Regions from separate parts of the Homo sapiens genome. Here region 2 is linked to region 1. Evidence: chromatin contacts called from ENCODE Hi-C data. All regions are on one chromosome and are shown on one strand. Each heading gives the region's core, a stretch centred on a gene start or an enhancer-like site at or near the end of the contact. The rest is flanking DNA. Distances are from core to core; before and after follow the strand shown.

Region 1 (3,193 bases), core at 309-2,808:
GCAAATTAACTCATTCACTTCTCACAGCAATCCTACATGGAAAAGGCTTCTTACTTAATGCATAGGAAAATAAAGCACAGAGAGGTTCAGCAACCTGCTGGAAGTCACACAACTAATCAAGTGGTAAAATGAGGAGTTGCACCCAGACCATCTAAATTAGGCTCTGCACTTTTGACCACAATGTTAGAGCAGTTCCTACCCTAGAAAGTAAACATTAAATAAAACATAGTGCATGCTTTTTTTCCAAGTTAAAAAAGAAAGGTAAGGAGGCTTGTTTCCAGGTCATAGATAAGTCATAGAAATTTCAGTGACAGCTGTCATATCTTAAGCACCTACTACGTGTTATGGACTTTCCTCACACTTTCCAATCTTCTAACTATTCTGCTATGGAAAATATTATTCCCATTGTACAAATAACCAAACTAAAACTCAGAGAGATGAGTGAACACACAAATGCACACAGCTAGTAGGACCAAGACTCCCAGACTGGGTTGCCATGCTCCTGGGTTGGAGTCCTGAATCTCGGTGATTCCCTTAGCCCAAAAGCTTTAGTTTACAGATGGGGAAACTGAGGCTGGCAGAGATTATATATTGAACACCATCTTTAAAGTTACTAATTGTACTGCACAGTGCCCACATAAAGAGATAGTGTATGTATCATTAAGCAGGATCTGGAATGTGGCTAGTTTTGTATGTATTCCACAGGCTGGGAAGCCAGAGCTCTGTACAAAAAAAAATGTGCGGAATGGACTCAGATTGAGGAGAGGTGAGTTCAGCCCTAGCTCCTGACACTTATCCATTCTTTGTCCTTGAGCAAATCATGTAACCTCTTTGATTCTCAGTTTCCTTATCTATAAATGGGTATGACGATAATAATATCCATGGCAAGTATTATTGGCAGGATTTCAATTCACTAATAGTTATGGAATGCTGATTAGGTGCCACACACTAAGTGAAGTGCCAAAGGTCTGTCACCCCCATCTGATGCTCTCTAGAGCTTGATGGGACATGTTCTTAAAGACACCTTTCACAGATAAAGAAAGTAAGGTGCTAAGAGGGGAGGTGATCTTCCAAATTTGCATAGCTAGTGAATGGCAAAGCTGGGAGTTGACCCCTTGTAGGCCACTGTGGAGCCCAAACCAACTGCCCACCAACAGGATCCAACAGAGAGCTAGCATCCGGCAAATGCTGGTTGTTGACTAGTATTTCATTATTTTCTAGAAAAGACTGTTAAAAGGGTATCAAGATCTTGTCACCAGACACATAGGATTGATGCATTTTCAATTCAAGCCCACCTGCACCCTTAGATCTAAGTAGTGTGCACCTTTGAGTAGCAGGAGGAGGTTGGGGAGAGAAGAGGGAGCCTAACTCTCCCAGGCACCCTGACCATACCCTAAACGACAAACTAAGTTATGGAGCATCCACCCATGAATCAACACAGGAAGGGGCGTCAATCCCTGGCCAGTGCTGCACCCAGAAAGTGAGTCATCCCCACCTGCTGATGTAAGGCACCATGCACCACACTGCCGGGGCGCTTCTGGGAAACCACAAAATGTGAAGCAGTGTGTTTGATGGGGGAGGGCATGAGGATGCCAAGGACTTCTAACAACCAGAAGGGATCGAAGCCAGAGCAGCCTCGATGCGAGGGTGTTAGCCAGAGAGGAGCTTGTCACTGGGGTTTATTCACAACAGACAAAACAAAACAATGGGCCCAAAGTGCCTTCATTTCTGGCTTTTGACAGAAAGGTGTGCTGCAGGGTGATTATAAAGACAACTTTAAGACACTCAGACACTTGGAAAAGGCCCTGCTCTGGGTAAACAATTACATCCCATCACAGATAAAAGAGCTGTCTAAGACTCTTAAAAAGAGCCTAAAAATTAAATTGTCTATCATGATCCAGCCTTGTCTCTTTTTCTTCCTTCTTCCTCCCCAAAATGACTTTATTTCTGCCTTCCTTAGAAGCATCCTATCCCAGAATAGAAAACCCTGGTATCAAATCAACACAGTATCTATCAGTAATAGTCTATGAGAATGTATCTTCTGGACATATCACGGTCGAAGCAAAAAGAGAAGAGGGCAAAGAATAGGCCTTGGGTGGATTTCTTTTGGAAGCCAAGGAAAAAATTTGCAAAACCTATCATTCCTTAAACTTCTTACTGAGTCTTACCTATTCCTCAAGGCTTTTTAGTGATGCTGAACTGTTCACCTTGTGTTCATGTCTGTGCCCCTCCCTAGACTAGAAACCATATCTTATTCATCTTTCCTCATGGCAAGTGTTTCATAACCATCCACTGAATTAGCTTGTAATTAACCAATCTAAAGCTACCCCCAGTCTAGCTCTATCCCTGCCCCCTTTCTTAGCCCTTACGCATAGATACTCCAAACAAACTCCTATTGACAGGACCCACACAGGCTCACTCTCCATTTCTCTGCCTTTACACGCCTCTCCACCTAACCAATCACCAAGGAAGCATCACAGCGGAGTGCCTCCAAGTGAGAGTTTGCACTCACAGCCAGTGCTCAGATCCTGGTTCAGCCACTGACAGTTGTATAATCTCGGACAAGCTGTATAATTTCCTCAGTTTTGTTTTCTCCACTGACATGAGATTAACAAAAGTGCTGACCTCAAAGGATTCTGAAGATTAACTGAGATGTTCTTTATAAAGTGATAAGCACAGCCCCTGAATTCAAGAAATGTTTACTGTTGTTGATGATGATGATGATAATGATGATGATGATGATGATGATGATAATGATGATGATGATGAAGAACTTCCCTAGAAGTTTACCTGAGCCTCTCCTCTGGCCCTTTTCAGATTCCATTTTGTATTAGAGTACCATCCTAATGTACCAGGGATCCTGGAAGGTCCCTGAGGGTACCTCCCAAGTCTCATTGGACTTCTCATCCCCTATAGCCCCTATGGTTTTCTTTACCCACAGCAGGCTCCCTGAAAATGTCCCCTGAATGTACAAAGACACAACTACTATAGACAACAAAAAGTATACCAAAGAGCAACAACTAATACCGATTAAGTTGTCCTACACAAAAAGTAGGTTTTAAAAAATATTCTGATAAACCTCTCACACTCAGCAGGAAACCGGTACCTCTTTTGAATGAGGAAACAGCCTTCCATAAAGGCCTTGGGCATATCCCAGAAATGTTAAGCAAGACTTTTGAGTGCATCTGAAAAG
Region 2 (3,517 bases), core at 273-2,772, 100 kb before region 1:
AAACATTGTTCAGAAACACCATCACATGCCTCCACAAGTCTCTGCAGTCTCTTTGGTAGTACTAGACCCAGATCTGGTCCTCATAAGCATTGCTTTCTTGCTCCATAAAAAGAAAATCTCAGGTCCTATTTGTCTGTGAAATCATGGTAAAAAGTTATCTTTGGGGTCTTATTTTTCCCAGAATGCCAATACTGGTCTACTGAACCTAGACCTCATCTTTCCATTTCGTGACACAACTGCTTTCTTCTGAGCACAAAATGGAGCTGAGAGTCAAGACAATTACGCGATTACATTCAGATGACAAACTTTTTGGTCTTAGCATTTGATAGAAGAAAAAATATTTTATTAACATAAAACTTGCTGATGGGTATCCAAAGCCTCCACTTCATCACACACAGTGCAGACATGGCCTTTGAGTGCACACCAAGCTTAGTAACCTCCTTGCTCACTAAACTGTGGTGCTTCTCTTTTCACAAACATAAGCTGGGATCTTAGCAATTCCCCATCTGTCCACAGGTGAATATGTTATTTGAGAGAGGAGGCAGCTGCTACAACTCTTCATGGAAAACCAACATTGTAATTGCAAAAATAATTTGCAAATGATATTTCATGTGTTGCATTATTGCTTGTGATACTGATGGTTTATTAACCTACTTTCTTCTTATTTCTATGGGAAAACACAAAGACCTCATTTTTCCCTCAGATCACGTCAAAGTTAGGATGGATTTAAATGTACATTTATTTATTTATATACAGATATTCAGATAAGTTGGACAGCCACATCCCTACATTTTCTAAAATGACATAATGGGCATCAATAACAGGGTAAAATTGTGGCTCTGAGCCATCAGACAGAAACTGACGTTGCAGCCCAGCTGTGTGTACACAAACACTCAGGCTGATGAAGGAAGGCCACGGAATTCAAACCAGCACATCTTGCTGCTTTGCATTCAGCCTGCATCACCCGGGACAGAAAAACAGTGTGCTAATGAGAGAAAAAGTTGAACAACATAGAGTTCCTCTTTACAGGTTCCTAACATTATCTGGACAAACTGAGTGTTAGAGCTGGCCCGAGGGCTGATGGTGAGCAAGGGAACCGTCCAGGAGCAAATGAAACTGTCACGAAGGAAATGCCAGGCTCAGATAGACCCCACTCAGGAGGAAGGAAACCAGTGAGAAGGGAGGAAGGGGACCCCATCTCTGTTTCAGGACTTGGACTCATGGTTACTGTCCCTTGCTAAGAGCAATGTCCATTCTGTTCAGTCACGTGGGATGCAAACTCTAAACAAACCTTGATGAAGAGGAAAAGAGAATGCATTGGCTCAAGTACCTGAAAAGCCCAGGGCAGGGCTGGTTTCGGGCTTGGCTGGATTCAGAACCCAAGTGATTTCAGGAGTTCACTCCCTCCATGTTTTGCCTCTGATTCCTCTGCCTGGGATCCACCCAGAAGCACCTTCTGCAGTAAGATTGCTGGAGCTGTCCAGGTTCCCCATTCCATCCTCACAGCAACTCTAGCCAAAAGAGAGTTTCTCTTTTTCAGTGGTTTCCATTGAAACCATAGAACTGAGTCTCAGTAGCTCTGATTGGTCAGCTGTGGGCCACATGTTCATCCCTTAACCAATCACTATGGTCAGAGAGATATGGTATTCTCATTGGCCAGGCAGGGTCACATGCTCATCTCTGAAGCTGAGGTGGGGTCAGCCCCACATTGATCACTTGAACAGGGGAAGACTGAATCGTTATCAAAGAAGAGTTGAATTCTATCAAGGGGCCAGGAGTGTAGGACAGCAAACAAAAACAGGTAACCACCTCAGGTTAAAAAACTGCCTGAAGGGAGGGGTCACGGTTTACAGATGGCAAGGAAATCCTAGATACAATGCTAAATAGTGGCTTCATTAGTCATCATCCCACTTGTATCCATGCAGGCTAACAGATTCTGTCATGGATTAGGGCTCTGCTCTTACCAGCCATCATTCTGACCATGCCCACTGTTGAGGACTATGGCTCCCAAGTTGGTCTTGCCATGAGATTTTAAAAGCATGAAATTATCAAGGACAATTAGAATGAATTTGTCTTCATCATCAGCCAGTCAGAAGTTTTGAGAACTAATAATGCTTAAAATCTATAGTGATCGCCTTTAATTATTCTTTCAGCCTGTAAGTTTTCACGTTTTCTTGGCTGACTTTTAATAATGAAACCTGCTGACTTTTAATAGTGAAACCACTGTTCTGACTCATTATTTATATCAGGTGTGTTTCCAATGTGAACTTATAAAGTGGTAGACATTTCTTGGTTATTTTATGTTTTGTTAAAAGTATCAGGGATCATTATGTCTAAGTTTGTTAATTACGTTGATACTTCTCCCAAGGGTTCCATTACTCTCAATGTCAGACAACTGGGAGAAGTTGTTCTGAAAGTCATAGACAGCAGACAAGAGCCTTTTAACTGATGTATTCATTTCTTTAAGAGGCCATGAACTGGCAGTGTCTTCTCTCTGGAATCTCTGTTAGTCATTCCTACTGACTCATAGCAATTCGCTCTCTGAGCAGAAGTTCCCATGAGAGAAGACCCCACTAGATGGTGATGTCAACTGATGGAAGAATTTTGGATGATGTTTACAAAGCAAGGAGGTCTTGTGAGTCTCACCAGCAGGCCAGTGTCAAGTGGAAGAGGCCAGGCCTGGCTGTTGGCCATAGGCTTGGCTGGAATTGGCAAAGGTGCCATTTTAACTTCCACACCCTGCTCATGGCTACCCACTCTACTCCTAACCAAGCTATTTATACCACAAATGCCTGACTACAGATATGGGGACATAAGTGAATGAGAGAGAAAAAGAACGAGAATGGGAAGCATTTTCCCACTTGTGCCATTACAACTGGTCAGGTCCCCAAGCATTCACTTGTTGTCTTCTCTGAGTCTGACAGCCACTCTATGAGTTAGATAGGGCAGGTATTGCTGCCATTTTACAGATGAGGCTTGTCCAGGATCACACAGCCATCTTGGATCCACTACCCAGTAGAGCCTGTGGAATCCATCTCAAAGGGATTAAAAGGATTGAAAATCTGCCCTGCAGATACTGATCAGTCAAGACTTTCTGCATGTTCAGGACAGCTACTGTTCTTTCCTCTCACTATTTCAAATAGCTCAGTCTCAAACTCTAGGCTGATTTGAAGCCCTTGCCTCTTCTCTCTCCCAAAGAGTCAAAAGATATAGTAGCCAGGGAGCCCTTGAACATGCTCCTCCCAACAGCAGCCCGGAGTTCATGCAAGTGAAAGGCTTTGTGAAGACATCAGCCACCCTCTAGCAGATTATTTTATAAATCAGATAAGCCAATTTTTTTGTTTCAATGTCTTCACTTTTTTCTTCTCTTGTTTATTTGTCCAGTTAGTCACTCTCTCGGAGGTAAATTGCATTCCCTCCTGGGGCCACTAGTGTCCCAAAGGAAGAAGAGTTTGTGAACTGTGCTAATAATGCTACGGTATACCTAACCCAAACCCTGCCCTACGTGCTCTTTGCC

Evidence for each region. A loop is a pair of places that touch in the nucleus more often than their neighbours do. Pooled maps may share reads with other maps.
Region 2: a loop to region 1 is called in a pooled map, with 2.1 times the contacts of the local background. The contact joins the promoter of LINC02930 here to the enhancer-like site in region 1. A Hi-C loop is called at or near these places in 11 of 37 single-sample maps with no recorded cell type and 4 of 50 pooled maps.

The regions. Positions count from the first base shown.
Region 1 is chr10:120,506,921-120,510,113 of GRCh38, reverse strand. The region is part of intron 2 of PLPP4 (phospholipid phosphatase 4); the gene reads right to left. Among named protein-coding and RNA genes, the nearest start is that of PLPP4, 51 kb to the right of the region's middle. Within about 2 kb of position 1,558, at least 2 of the 41 ENCODE cell types and tissues checked have a DNase peak (open chromatin) inside an H3K27ac peak, as active enhancers do.
Region 2 is chr10:120,606,587-120,610,103 of GRCh38, reverse strand. LINC02930 (long intergenic non-protein coding RNA 2930) reads right to left here and starts at 1,522. Exons shown (of 5, transcript XR_002957103.2): 1 at 1,331-1,522.